Regions from separate parts of the Mus musculus genome. Here regions 1 and 3 are each linked to region 2. A link is a loop called in an ENCODE intact Hi-C map of the cell type or tissue named here. Cell type or tissue: left cerebral cortex. All regions are shown on one strand.

Region 1 (5,000 bases), 440 kb after region 2:
TCTAAGAAGCAAGTTTTTTTCAAACAGGCAAAATAAAGCCATTTTGCTTAACTGATAGCTTTAAAAATGCAGTCCTAATATGCAATTATTGTTGAGCTTAAAAAAAAAAACCCTCACGTGTTCAAAATCCTCTTTATGTGAATCCCCTTTATTCTGGATTGGCCGCATTTTAATAATTGGGTATGAGACAGAGGCAAGTCCTCCATCCTCTTATTTTGGAAATTAAATTTACAGAACGGAGGCATTGTATGAGCCTCAGTTCTGGATTTTTAGCAAGACTACTGCAGTCTTTCTTTGCCTCGGTGTCCTCAGTGGCCAGTACTAGTGAGGCCCACAGAACGCCTTGAATTGGGCATTAAGCTACCGGTTCCTCTGTCGTGGAAAGCGCTATCATTAGGAAAAACGTTTTTCCCACATTTGTTGAACCAACAGCACCGTATTAGCCTGCACTTCGAGTTAAGGTGGGACTCAGAAATGAATGTCCCAAACACAGCAGCCTTGGCTACAATCCTGCTTGACTTTTTCCGAATTCTTTTGATTGCCCAGGGGTCAGAGGTTCCTTAGCTCAGCCTTAAGGCTCCCAACACCCGCCAAGTCTCAAAACTGCCTCGGGCGGGCTGCCACTCCCGGGTTCTGACCCTCTTCCGTAGGCCATCACAAGCCCAAGGCCCGACGGTCCACACTCGGACCCTCTTTCAACCCCGGAGTAAGTTGACTGGTGCCTCTAAAGAAAGGGAATGTCAAGAGTCTGCCGGCCGGGAAGCTCTGGGACCGGCCCAGTGCACGCCTCCCGGCTGCGGCTCTAAACCGGGCCGACGGCGTCCGCGCTCACGCGGAAAATTATGCCGGCTCCAGCAGCGCGTAAAATGGATGTGAACCGCACGGAGTGGGATCAGCGCGATCCTCCCTCTCTTGTCTCAACAGGGGTTTCGGCGCGTTGCACAAGGCCGAGCTTGTCTCTTTACGGAGACATCGGGCCCTAATTAGTGCGCACCCCCGCGCGGTCGCCAGGCCTGGGCTCCGCGTCGAACGGGAGATGAGCCTCGGAGGGCGTCTTCGGACCGGCCTGCAGTCTCACCGCCATCGCCGCCGAAACCTGCTTCTAAAGATGCAGCCAGTGCAGCAGCGACAGCAGCCGCCGCGGCTCGCCACCCCACGTTACTTTGATTGACAGCTGAACAAATGTTTCCGCGGTTCGAACGCTCGCACTAGGGAACAGCGGCCAGGGCGAGGCTCCGCCCCGGGCGGGCCGCTGCGCCCCGCCTCCGCCAGCACCAATTCTTTGCAGTTATTGGTCGGAGCTCCACGCCACGCCCTGTCCCCACGTGGGCCTAGCCTGCCCGGCCCCGCCCTCCTGGCTTGCCATTTGTCAGCGGTGAAATGATGGGCAGTAACACAGAACCGCGATTAATGTTCAGCCATCTCCGATTGGTTGATGCGGCGCCCTCGCGCCGCGGGAGGGCGGGGCTCCTGGAGAGCGCCGCGGAGAGCGCGCGGGGCTAGCCGGAGACTGTAGTCAATCTGGAGGCATCCTTGGCCACAGTAGCCGCGCGAGGACTACATCTCCCGGGATGCTCCTTGGGCCCTCCGCGGATGGTCGTGAATATGTATCAGAATGTTAATGATTAGCTGCTGCTAAATTTGGTCAAAGAAGTCACCTACACAGAGCGCGTTGTTAGAGCTGTTCCGAGCGGGCGTTCGGCTGTTGGCTGCCTTCTTCCCCCTCTTACACACTCGTGTATTATTTTGAGGTGGTGTTCGCAGAGTTTGAAAGAGAATTTTAAAAAGCCGCAAGCGTTTCGCTCTTTTATTTTTATAATCCCCTTCAATTTGGGGCTAAAAAAACAGGAAGGAAGAAAAGGAAATGAAATGTGGTAAAAGAAGCTAAAAGGTGCCTTTTAAAAGATCGTTGCTGTGAAGTGAAAAAAAATCTCCAGAGAACCCCCAAGCGCCGCGAGACCTCTTCCGAACCAAAGGAGTTTGCGCTCGCTCTCAGGGAAGAAGCGACCATTCATTCCGAGGAATAGCAGCCAATTAAAAGACAAATAAAAAAAGTTTGGAGTGGGGCGCGAGCAGGCGGGCGGCGCTCGGCGGGCGCGGGGCTCGGCGGGCGCAGGACGGACGGTGCCCGCCGCCCTCAGTGACGCCCGCGGGGAATGCGGAGCCGGCCGCCCGCGCCCAGCCGCCGCGCCTGCCTGCCGCCCGCGTCACGCGAGACCCGCAGGCCCGGGACGCCGCCGCGGGGCCCTCGAAGCGGATGAGCCGCGCGCCTCTGCCTGGCGCAGCCAACTAAAGCGGCGTGGATGATTCGCGACCTGAGCAAGATGTACCCGCAGACGCGCCACCCGGTGAGTGGCGCCGCGCCCGCAGCCCTGTCCGCGGCCGGCCGCTCCGAGGGTGCGGGAGGCGACCGACTTGTAGCCATTTTCTTATTGTTGTCTCTGAAGCCCCGGGAAGCAGCGCGCCGCCGCTCTCCGCCCGCGCGGCTCTCCCGAGGGGGGCGAGCCGGGCGGCGCGAGTCTGCGGGGTGGAGGGCGCCGGCGGCCACAGGCCGGACTCGCTCTGCTAGCTGACGGCCGCTCGACGCCATGGCGCGGCTGCCTCCGACGGGCCACTTTCGATTCCGGGTAGGGAGGGATGGGAGAGCCGGGCCGGGGGCTCGGGGGTTTGGGGGGTGACGGGGGGAGGCGGAAGCCAGGCTGAGAAGCTGAGCCGAGGGAGGCCGCCCGGAGGCACCGGGACCCCAGCAGGCGAGCGAGAGGCGGGAGCGGCGCGACCAACCCCCCCACGTCTCGGACCGCGGGCTGTCCACCCCCCACCTGCGATGTGGGCTAATTAAATATTTTATTGTTGTTCTTTAGGCACCGCATCAGCCTGCTCAACCCTTCAAATTTACAATTTCAGAATCCTGTGATCGGATTAAGGAAGAGTTTCAGTTTTTACAGGCTCAATACCACAGGTAACGATATTGACTTTAGCTGATCCTTCTGTTTGCTTAGCTCTTGTCTTACCCCCTTCCAACACTACCCCCCTCCTCCCCCACCCCCCCACAAAGGTATTACCATTTCCCCCCTGTGGGCAGAAAAGGCAAGTCAGGGCCTCTTTTTCCTTTAGGCAGGTGTAAAGAAATTAAGCATTTTCTTCTCCGGTAAACAGAAAAGGAAGCAGAACAATCGAAACTGGGGAGACTTGGAAAACGCTGAGGCCAAACTTTCGATATTGATTTATTGGGTCAGGAGGCTGGAAGGTTGGGAAGATTCTGGGGCCCTTTGACTTCTTGCTTCTTTATTACTCTGGGCTGCATTTCTTCCTTCTACCATCATGGCATAATTTAAGAGCCAGGGAGTTAAGCAGTGAGCCATTTCATTACTTTTATTAAAAAAAAAACAAATAATAATAATAAAAACAGGACACCCCCCCCCCCCAATGCTTTTGTGTTCAACGCTCTTAGACTTGGAGTGCTTTTGAAACATGTTTGTTTCACCGGGTCCTTAATGATGCAGAATTCTTATTGCAAGAGCCCAAACAAGCTGCTGGACCAGATCAACACCTCCCACCCCCACATGCTATTCAACTTGTCTGTATTTTTTGGAGGGGGAAAAACAATTTGTCAGGAGACCGTGTTGATTCTGATTTTCATTAACCTCATAGAATATTAATGATAGAACCTTCCCTGTGGCATTTTCATGGACCTAACTTTGCTTATATATATATATATATATAATTATTAGCGATGTTTATTTCCTTGTTTTAGTAAGTGAATTTAGTGAAGAATAGTCAATTCTGGGTGAAGTCTCAGAATTCAATTGGGTAGAGGGTTTATTTCTTTAAGACATAAACCCCTCTTTCCCAACCCCCACAGTTTAACCTTATCAAAGAGGCAAGTCCTGGCTGGTTCTTGTCACTCCTTCCTCTCTCCTCCCTTTCACTAGTAAAGTGCTGTTTGATACCATTGATTTGACAATAGGAGGTGATGATTTAGAGGAAACGACGTGGATTTGGAGTTGGAAGGATACGCGTTAAGTTCTACACTGTACTTAGTTGATTTTATGTCTTGAATAGTCTGAAGCTGGAATGTGAGAAGCTCGCCAGCGAGAAGACAGAGATGCAGCGGCATTATGTCATGGTAAGAAAACTGTGTCACAGATTCAAAGTGCTCATTAGCTTGGGAGACTGAAAGCAAGAATACGTTTTAAATCGCTGGAGGCTGCAGGATCCATCACAGTGGCCCTGCCAGTGTTGTTGAGGCTGTGGGTATGTGTCCATTAGCAACCTGTAATTCTAGGTGGTTACAGCTTGGCTTCGACAACCAGCTTTGATTTAAATTTTCAAAAAGTTCAGTTGCGTGGGGTATAATTTTCTGTGCTTTGTTTTTACAGATTTTTACAAAAGTGGAAAAAAGAACTCATTTATTTTTTTTGTTTAGTCAGAAGCAAAATGTTTTTGTTAGTGGTTTTCTTTGTTGTTTTATTGCTTTTGCTCCAGTTGTAACCAGACAGCTTTCCTATACACTCTTAACATTGCATGCACTGTATGCCTTTTAATTAATGATTCGGATAGGAAATGACACCAGACCCCTTCTCAGAAAATTTCCCACTCCTCATGTTAATCTGTTTATATTTTTCTGTGCATGCCTTCAATTTCTATAGTGTTATTTTGGTTCTTAGGAGCGCTGATTTGAGCTGCCAGATTTTCTGTACTGTAGTTACACGCCCATTCAGACAAATCAAATCTATGTTTACAGAAGTATAATGAAGCATTTTTATGATTCAGAAGTATGTTTGGGGTTGAAAGAGCTTGCAGGCTGGTGCATTAATTTCCTACCCAGTTCCTCTGCTTTGCATGTAAGAGTGAGTAGTCCACTCTAAGCAAGAAACCGAACTCTGAGGAAACATCACCTTTTTCCAACAGTTCTTTCAAAACCTCAGCATTTGTATGAGATGCTTCTGCTGTGCTTAGGAATTAGGAGTCACGTGGAACCAAATTTTCATGACTTTTTC
Region 2 (5,000 bases):
ACATATGCATAAAAATGGCACATGAAACTCACATCTTTGTATGCCAACCAAAAGTTAATTTTATAAAGCCAATGCAAGAAACATGTATTACTATATTTAAATTTTAACTGTTCTGATACCCATATTTAAATGTGACTTACTTCCTTTGCAAATGCGTACATTCTGTTATATGTATTGAAATATTAATCCCAGGATAAAGGCCTCAGACTCCACTGGGCCTCTGGAAAAGAACAGGGCTCATTCACGTCTCTGCCTTGGAAGAAGTCCTGTCTCCAGCTCCATCCCTCACTGTGTTGTTCCCAATCAGAAGGAGGGGAAATTATCCGAAAGGAAAGGGTTCTAGGAGGTAAAAGCAAAGTCTTACCTTGCCCACTCTCCCCTTGCATCTGCATGAAGGCAGAGAGAGCATTCTGGTCCTCGCTCCTGGCATAACAGGCTCCAGAGTGATCCATCTGTGTCTTGTGGTCATCTGTCTCTTTCTGAGCCAGAGAACCAGAAAGCACTTAGGGTCCCACCTTGTCCAATTCATCTTTGAAGATCACAAAACTAATTATATCATCTTTGACTTGCCTGTTTGATCCATACATTTCTTCTGGCTTTTCTTTAAGACACGGTGATCTTACTATGTCATCCAGGCTGACCTTAAACTTCTGGACTTAGTCCTCCCCAGCCATGAGTATAGCTCAGGCTATAGACATGTCCCAATGCATCTGTCTCATGTCTGTTTCTTAATTATTTCAAACCTAGACAGCACAGACCAGCACCTGACTTGAGATCCTTTGAAGCTTTCCTGAAGTGAGTGTCTAGCTGCCGTTGCATCCTCTTTTCCTTTTGAGTATGTTAGAGTGACGCAATGCAACAGACTTCTACCCAGGAAGGTCCTTAATTGTTCCTCAGGCAGTACTGGTACTACAAACAAAAATTGAAGTGATGCACTTAGACTAGAACCTTAGCTTATTTGCATTGCTGCCCTTTATGAAGTTATAATATTCAACCTCATCATTGTGCAGCCCATGAATTCCACAAACCAGTTGTAAAGCTTCTTCCTTAGCCACTGGGCACAGTCTACTGAAGCTCCACTGAAGAGATGCTAGATATTTTTCTAGAACCTCAGACCAAACATTTTATCAAGAGCAGTACCAAGATCAACCTTTTAGGGAAAACATATTTAACCTTTGTGTAAACTAAAAGAGGACAGTCATGGTTAGCTATGTATTGTGCAAGGACATAAAGCAGTCAAGATGATAAAACCAGAACTTCAAATGGGTTACCATATCAGCTCTATTTCCCCATGTGCTGTTTATTGGCACATTTGATATGCAAAGCTCTCTGCTGATCCCTTTTCTCTACAGTTCCCATAATGCTGTGAGCAGGAACTAGCAATAGCCTTTCAGAGTGAAAGAACTGAAGTTTAAAGAAATTAAAGTGTCTTTCCCAGGGCCATTGGTAATGATGGGACTGAAGAGTAAAGCTCTTAGCAATAGTTCCCTTCCCCTTTTCTCCTGCTGTATCACGCCTCTCCTGAGTCTGGCTCTGCCTCCAGTTCAGAAGCTGCACTAAGTTGCACAGCTCCGTGCACTTTCATATGGTATCTAATTTAAACCTCATGAAGTGCTACATGAGTCATATTATCACCTAAGATCACATAAGAGTTAGGAAGTAGAAGAAATGTATTTGAGCGTCAGCTCTACAGAGCAGACATTTGAATCCCAGTTTTAACCCAAGTCAAAATTTGATAAATTTCTATTTTAAAAGCTTTGATGGTAATCTCTCCCGATTCACAGCCTCGAGGCCTATGGGAGGTAGAAGACAGGACACAGAGAGGACACTGCCAAGAGAACTCAGTGCATACATAAGGCAGCTGCTTGGGCTTTCATTGTACTTGCATTTCCAATGGGAGGATTTGCTTTAATAAGCCCTAGTGAATTCTTCTGACTCCCAATGCAGACAGCTATTTGCCTCAATATGATGACAGCATATTTCCCTTTTGGAATGTTGAATGAAGGGTTGAGATAATGGTCAGTCCTCCCCCTTCTGATGAAAAGAGAAGGCTGGGAGAACACAGCAGCTTTGACGTTTGTCAGCTTGTTAGCCGGAGTCTTCAGGACATGTCTTTATTTCTGTAGTCAGCCCTAGTTGGCGCTAACAAAGAGTGACTGCAGTCTGGGTATAGAGGAAATTTCATTACTGTGTTAAAAATAATTGAGTAAAGAGACCAAGAAATAAGGCCAAGTTGGATGCAAAATGTAAGATGTAAGGCCAAACATAAGATGAAACCATGCTTATTCGGGTTACTTAAGGGGTAACAAACTGCTGTTTTGAAAACTAGTTGTTTGGGGACATCTCATGTATAGAAATATTGGACATCATCTGTAATTGTGCTGAGTAATGAGAAAGACACACCTGCTTCAAGGCTAATATGATAATGACTGTATGAGAGACCAGAGGAAAGATATCTAGGGTTATACTTTCTGACTTTTGGGGCTTGTTCTGCTAAAAACAAAAGCCTCATTAGGGGAGTTTGAAATGAATTATATTTCTCCATTTCTCTCACAATTAATTTTCAGACAGCCCAGTTACAATTTTCAAGTTAGATGCTTTTGCCCTGAGCAGGGTGGCATGAGACAGCTGAGGACCAGCAGAGGGCAGTGCTGAGCTGACGCTGGCTCTGGCACTTACTTGGGGCTATAAAATTGTGCTTGTTATTAAATGAAATCTTACGGCTAACTCAGCCACAGAGGAAATTAAACTGCTAATTATGTGTGTTTAAACCACTAAAAAGGGCCCGGTTGTTGCTCTGGATTTCAAGAAACACCTACCTCATCTCTGGATTTAAAATATGCAATTATGCCTAGAAATAGTACCTTTTAACAATTATATGCAATATATATTTTTTAATTTGTAGACTTATCTGTTTGCATAGCCTATCTCTTTTAAAGCAAATAAGCAATATATTGGTGGCTTTAGCATTGTCATTTCCTTATAGAACATGCCAGTGACTTTAACTGAGCAATCCATGCTCAATTTACATACAGGTCAGAGTTTTAAAGGATTACCATATTATTTTTTGGTTTTAAAAAATAACCATATTAATCTTATGATAGCACACCACACACATACACACACACAGAACAGAACAACAAAAACAAACACATTAAAAAAACAACAACAACAACAAAAAAAAAAACAGGATTTCTGCGGAGACAAAAATTTGCAAACCTGGAAAAAGATCTAGGTTTTTTGTTTGTTTGTTTTGCTTTGTTTTTCCAAGAAAACCTAGTTTTCTGAAAAGAAGAATAATGATTCAACTGTAGGTGATGTCATTGTCAAATTAGCCTCATGACTGAGTGAAACAGTCATCTCAGAGAGGATGAATGGGCAACAAGCACCCAAGACCGGGTGGGGACTGTGCCTGGCAACTTGGTAGCTCTCCATGCATCACCCTACAAGCCAAGGGGAGAGAGAATTTATTTGAGGTAGCAACAAAAAAAATATATAAGTAGGAATTGACCATGAGGCTCTGTCAGCTGAATGATTGTGTGGCTCGGGCCCTTGCGTACCCAACTTGTTTTCATTTTTATATTCTCGAGATCTAACTTTTCATAGTGTTTTCCCAAGGCCAGCTGGAGTGCCTTTCCCCCTTCTAAATTGGAATCTGCATTTCAACATGTCTGCAGATGATTGGCCTGATTTGAGACGTGCTATATATTGGGTCTTATAGCTAATAATTTCATTTCTCACCAAAATTCATTTCCCAGCATTTTAGTATAGAAATGGTTCATAAAGCCCCAAATTACTCATTTGCAATTAATTAAAGGAAGTTTTTGTGTGTATGCCAAATGCTGCTGTTTCCCCTTTTGCGACAAACAAACTGTTTGAAAATCTGTAACGGATTCCTTTTTCCAGCTGGATCTAACACACTGGCCATTCCAGACTTCAAGAGATTCCTAGAAGGATGAATGCCACCCACAACAGGCTCTTGTGGATTTACTTTCTGCGGTTGGCCCTGCTGAGAGCCAGCTCCAGAGTTCACCACCCTGTCACGGCTCTTCTGTCCACTTTACTGCATGCCTTTTATGGGTGTCATGAAAAAATGATAATGACCCGTTTTCTTACCCATCAAAAGCTATAAACCAGAAGCCTCTCCCACGTTCCTGGAGCAAGAAGGGCAGTGTGGCTAAGTCAGCCTGTCAGAAATGATGAGGCTCTCCACCTTGGCGAGTGAGATTAATCTAAATCAAATACTTCCCAGCTTGCCAATTGTAGCTAATTCCCTTGGGGAAGTACAAGAGCTACGCGAAGCGGGTACAATCTGCTCAAACCTTTGGTAAGGCCAGGCAGGTAAAACCCTCTAAGCTTGTTAATGTCTTGTCCTGCTAGGCTCTAGGATGGACTCAGAAATCGCTACTGCGCCTCAACCCCACATTACAAAGAAATGATGCTTTCAGAGATGCAAACCAAATATCCCAGGTTACACAGCTGATGGCTTGGTTCTGTGCAGACAGCCCTAGTACCTTGATGAAACTGCTCCCCACGTTGCCTTCCTTCTTCTGGGCCAGGAATCATCAGGCGGCCTAAGGTGCCAGGCTTTGCACTTTGCAAGCCGTGAGCTGAAATACTCCTGCAACAAAGGAGAGTAACTTATGCCTGCCTGTGTGTAGGCTGTGGGCAGTGGAAGAGGCAGGCTCTCGGGCTGCTGAATGTGTATGCCTCTAGGAGTGGGGGAAGGCGGGGATCCCCCACCCTAAGATGTAGAGTGGGCCCCTGAGGCTCAAAGGCCAGGAACAGGAAGGACTCCCTCGGTGACAAAGCAGGCTACCTCAGTGACCTGTCTATTCCACCTAAAGCAAAAGGAGAGGCCTGAGGACCCCAGGTCCAGCCTACCCAGTTTAGCAAAAGAAACTGCAGCAATAACATGAGATTTCCTTTTGCTTTGTGAGCACTAACTCGGGCCTTCCCCATGAAGCCCTTTTCCCTCTCTCTATCTTGGTAATAGGGAT
Region 3 (5,000 bases), 830 kb before region 2:
GTTGGATTCCATCCTCCCCAGTAGTGACCTAGACATCAAAGCCAGAGGCCTGTCTGCATCATTTTCTACTTCTATGTACCATGTCATCACATACTTAGCAGTTGACCAGATGTTAATTTGTTATCCCAACATTTTTGTAGCTTAAAAAAATGGGTGCACTATGGGTATGTTTCCTGCTGTGCATGTGTGGTGTTGGCCTAAGGCTGTGGCTCTCATCTGGAGCTCTGTGTCCACCCAGTTGGTCAGCTCATCATTTACCCACTGTTGGCAGAACCCACTCCTTATGGATGCAATGAAAGGACCCCTTACTTTAATGTTTTCAGTTGAGAGTACTCAGCTCCTAGAGTCCCCGCACATTCTGTATCTCATGGCCCCACAACTTTGAAACCAACCATGGATTCTTCCAGTTACTGGAGTTGCTAGTGTCGAGATCGGGCAGTCCTGGTCAAGGCGTGATCCTGCCCATCACTTACTTGTCCCTGTCTTAGCTCCTGGGTGGTGGTCTGATAAACTGTCAGACAGAGTGAAGACTCTGGCTGATACTAAGCTTCAGCCTTTTACTTCTCCCAACATGAGATTTCATGAGATATTCCAAGTTCATGAAGACCACTGTTTCAATAGTCTGGTAGCCAAATTCAGGGGCACAGTGTCTATGTAGTGTATCTTCTTTTCTGCCAGCCTGGTGATATTCCTACACCATCTCTCTTATGCTTAGATTCTCCCTGGCCTGTCTCTGACCTCTAGACCCAGGTTTAAAGAGCCCATCTTATCCAGTCAGTCCCATGTGATTGGATGACTGGGAGATGGTATATGACACTGGAAAGGAGCATCTTTGAGCTATTTTGGAATTCTGCTACCAAAGCCAGTGAGATGACTTGATAGCTTCACTTCTGCCTATGCCTGACCCACCAGTGTCCTCCTTCCCCTCCATCATTCAGTGGTGTAGATGAAGGAGGACACAAGTGTGAATCTGACTTTGAAAGTATTCCCTAATGAAGGAGGGAGGAAGGAGGGGCAAGTCTAACATTGCTTCATGCTGGAAGTGGGGTTTCATGGTGTTTGGAAGAGTCTCACATAGATCACCTGCTTGAGACCCGACCTCAACAAGGTGACAACAAGCATTCGTGTCTTTTTTTAAGTGGCATTCTGAGTGGTCTGAGATAGGGAATCACAAATAACGGCCAGTCACCTCTGCTTATAAATACAGTGTTACACCATAGTGTTTCCTAGTCACCGGTAAGATGACTTGTCTCCATTTGAGTCACTGGGATAGAGACCTTATGGTCAACAACATCCAATGTGCTATCTGTGTCTACCCTGCTGCCTCTTGGCTAATGTGTTGCTCTTTGTCTTAGGTGAGAAACATTACTTAGAGGGCTGATGTTGTAGCTGAGTGGCAAAAATTAGCTTGCCTCACATGCATGCGGTCCTACGTACTGAAAAAAAAAATCATTTGTTGAAAAGAGGACTGCTGGGGGGGGGGTAGCAAGATGGCTCAGCAGGTAAAGTTGTCTACAGCCAAGCTTGATTACCTGACTTCTATCCATTTTACTCACAGGCTGGAAGGAGAGAGCCTGTTTCTGTCTCCTGACCTCCACATGTGTGTACTGGGACACACTCATGCCTCTGCCCCCTTCTTCAAATACATAAAATGAAAATTTAGAAGAAACACAACTTAGAGCTTGGAATAGGTCTGAATTCTGGGAAGGGTATTAGAGTTGTGTGGGGGAGCTTTGCAGGCAATTCTCAGCTCCATAGAAGCATTGCTCTCAGGCCACCCTTCCCACAGGCCGAGAGTAGAGTGTTAAGCCAGCTGTGATTGGCAGGCATGGGTCTTGCTCTTAAAACACCTCTGGACCCCTGTTTGTTTCTTTGACCTTGGCTGAGGACACAAAATGCTTACCTAGGATGACTGTATGTTCAAGAGTAGAAACATTCATTAAAGAGGCGCCACTGCGTATGCAAGGGACTCAGCCTATAAGTGAGATAGGCCTGGCTGGGCTTTGCTGATATCTGCAGTGTCCAGGCATCTTCCACAGGAGGAGAAACTTCCTGTAAAGCAGCTTCCCATTATGTGTGGCACATTGAGGACAAAATCAAGCTCCTTAGACATTCAGAATTCCCCGCAGATCACCGACTATTGCAAGAGGTCATAGCTGATTACCATACCACGAAGTCTGCGAGGGAATATTTAATTTTATGATTGAGATCCCTGGTACTTAGCAGGAAACCTCTACCCTCCCTTCTTTCTGAGGTTAATGCTTTCAAAAATCATTGCCCGATGAGCTCATGCAAATTCAGCCATCTCTAGAGTTGTCGAAGGAAAGTTTTTTAGACAAATTGCTACGCTCTTGCCACATGAATCCTCATACGATACAGGACTCCAGTAATACTTAAAGTTTCCAGGGAGTTTCATATTTTACTAAAAGGGGAAAAAAATCAATCTTGAATCTTTTAGTCCAGTGACCAAAGAATCACTTGATTGATTTTGTTCTGCTCTGCAGGTGAGCATGCAATCCGTCCCAATCTGTTCTTATTGGGTTTGAAGTTGACTTTTCCTGAGAAGTTGTAAATCAAGTGCTATGTGGATAATACTGTGATGCTAGGCCCTTGTTACAGCCACTTTATGCAGCGTATACAAACACCCCTAGGTACAGTTTCCTTCCAATGGTCTCTCCAATTCGGAGTTTATGTTTGCCACACTTGATTCTTCTTCTCGACAGCAGAGGGAGGCAAAGCTTTATGCAACCGAGCCGAGCCTTAGATCCAGGCTTCAGGAAAGAACTCACATAACAATGAATTCTGACAAGGGTGATATAGATCTGCACTTGCACACACACACACACACACACACACACACACACACACACACACGAACACAAAAGCACAATTTGCAAATGAGTTCATTTTATTTTCAGTTCTTAAACGTATCACTTTGAGAACCAAGAACAAGAAATCTGTAGAGGATGTGGGGAAGGCTTTTTCACTTTGATGAAATTTAGTGGTACCCTGAAACATTGGCTGGATAATATACAGAGTGCTTCATGGGCTGGGTGAATTAACACTCTAATCAGGCCCCATGGCTGAGTTCCAGCTAGTGGGCCCACAACTGATGGTATTTTTTGTTCTTCAGTCAGGGAAAAGCCAGAGCTACAGAAAGCTAGGGCAGTATGGATCCCAGCTGTGACTGATTTTAAGGCCTCCTAGGCAAGTGCCTTTCCTGGCTGCCCATCCACACAGGGTTGCAGCTGGGAGCTTGTGGCCTTTGTGGAAGGCTTCAGGGGGTGGAGAATTCATAGGCATTTATTCTAAGCAGCCAGCAACCTTGGCTAAACTCTTCCTCTCTATACTCTGTGGATCTGGAGGGGGCAAATGAAGAGATACAGCACCTTTGGATGGGCCATATGAAACTTTGAGTTGGTTTCACTCCAGAAATGAATTCACGAGGCAATCGAACACAACACCAAATACTTTTGGAAGCAGTCTTTGGGTGACTGGCGTGGGTGGAGCTTGCCTGCCATGGCCCCAAAATGCTACCTTGGACAAGACTCCTGACCTTCCCTGTTCTCTGTAGAATGGGGAGTGTAGTCTGATGTGCCACAGAGGCTGTTATGAATACCCAGTGAAATGTATCTTTGAAATGACCAAGAATTCTAAATCATGTATGTGGCAAATTGTGTCTGAGTTTGAGGTGGAATGAAATTTGACTGGGCCAGGAAGAGCCAAGGACTAGACTAGAGTGAAGCAGGCAGCGTGGCTGAGACCCAAAATTTAAGGAGGAGTATTCCCTTGCAGGCTGTTCTGCTGTCATCTCTGAGAGTAAGACCCTGCAAACCCATGCTTCCTTAAATGTTGTGCTCTAGACACTCTGCTTGTCTCAAGTATGATAACACTGGCCCCGATCAGGAGTAAACCCCTTGCCTGCTAACATTCCGAATGCAGTCCATATTAATCGTAGAGCAGTTCGTCTTTAGCTAACTTACATTTGCAGAGGCAAGCATGGAGAGACTATTTCTTGGGCTTACTTCCTTGTACTTTTTCATTTGTTTGCAACCTTAAGCTGGTCCTCTTGCCCCCATTTAATGGACAGTAGAGAAACATGTAAAAGAAAGAGATCTGACTCCCCGAACACACTGGAGGGCCCTCACACTTCATCGTGGAGTTGGAGTGATTCTCTTGCTCAACTGAAGATAAAATGTCATGTGACAAACACTTTGCTCCTGCTTTGCCCAAGCCTGGAGGTATTTGTTCTAGGATCTGTCTCTTTTGAAAACCAGAGGTTCCCCCCCCCCCAACCCCTGTTTCTGGTCTGCCCATCAATCTTTATTTATAATTTCTTATCTCATTTAGTAAGGCAGTTTGGGCAATAATCCATCTTTTGCAATCCCCCAGTCCAGGGCTGGGGTGCAGCCCAGAAGTAGAGTGCTTGTCCAGCATGCATGGCAGTCTGGGTTCCATCCCTGGCACAAGATGTGGGTGGGGCCACTCCCAACATAAGCGCCTTGCTCTAGTTAGTTCCATAAAAGAATCTGAGTGCTAAGAAAGCAGTCCTCAGTAAGGATGAGAGAGGGTGTCGACACCTCAGGAGCTCACTTTGCAAATATATACACACATGTGGGTATCTTCCTCAGCTCCTACTTCTAAGATGGGGGACACAGTGTAGCTGATGTATGTTAACTGGCTAATTTGACGTATCAGTGTGACCCAGGGATCTCCATTACTAGAATTTGGATGCTAACCTCATTGCCTTTGATGTCTGTCTACCTGTAGTCTACAAAGCTCTTCACTTCTACCTGTAGTCTACAGACCTCTGTGTTTCTACCTTTTCACACTTGCAAATCATCTACCGAGCTATGCATTATTTCCTTATATACCTACAAGCTTAAATGCTGGTCACAAAGGGTCGTGAGAAGGGATCTTGGGTACTGGACAGGAGGGAATATGTCCCCGCTGTTGTGTTAGAATGATCAATGTATAAATACTACTTTTTCTGCTTAAAG

What was found. Hi-C counts contacts between places; a loop is a spot of excess contacts. Peaks named below come from ENCODE experiments on the same cell type or tissue, not always from the same donor. Only the 100,000 strongest peaks of a DNase experiment are listed, where the experiment ranks them.
Region 1: a loop joins it to region 2, with 6 times the contacts of the local background. A loop is called at or near these places in 8 of 42 quality-filtered maps.
Region 3: a loop joins it to region 2, with 4 times the contacts of the local background. A loop is called at or near these places in 3 of 42 quality-filtered maps.

The regions. Positions count from the first base shown.
Region 1 is chr19:14,594,716-14,599,715 of GRCm38, reverse strand. It overlaps Tle4 (transducin-like enhancer of split 4), which reads left to right and starts at 1,533. Exons shown (of 20, transcript NM_011600.3): 1 at 1,533-2,348; 2 at 2,862-2,959; 3 at 4,063-4,126. The coding sequence starts at 2,304. In left cerebral cortex, no CTCF peak of the experiment used is centred here; DNase peaks (open chromatin) are centred at 2,787, 3,317, 4,121, 4,901 and 2 more places; H3K4me3 peaks cover 4,255 bases; H3K27ac peaks cover 2,932 bases.
Region 2 is chr19:15,033,409-15,038,408 of GRCm38, reverse strand. No RefSeq gene overlaps it. Among named protein-coding and RNA genes, the nearest start is that of Gm46645, 300 kb to the left of the region's middle. In left cerebral cortex, a CTCF peak has its summit at 2,639 (motif pointing right); DNase peaks (open chromatin) are centred at 1,586, 1,796, 2,056 and 2,654; H3K27ac peaks cover 532 bases.
Region 3 is chr19:15,867,246-15,872,245 of GRCm38, reverse strand. No RefSeq gene overlaps it. Among named protein-coding and RNA genes, the nearest start is that of Psat1, 55 kb to the left of the region's middle. In left cerebral cortex, a CTCF peak has its summit at 2,717 (motif pointing right); DNase peaks (open chromatin) are centred at 2,735 and 3,113.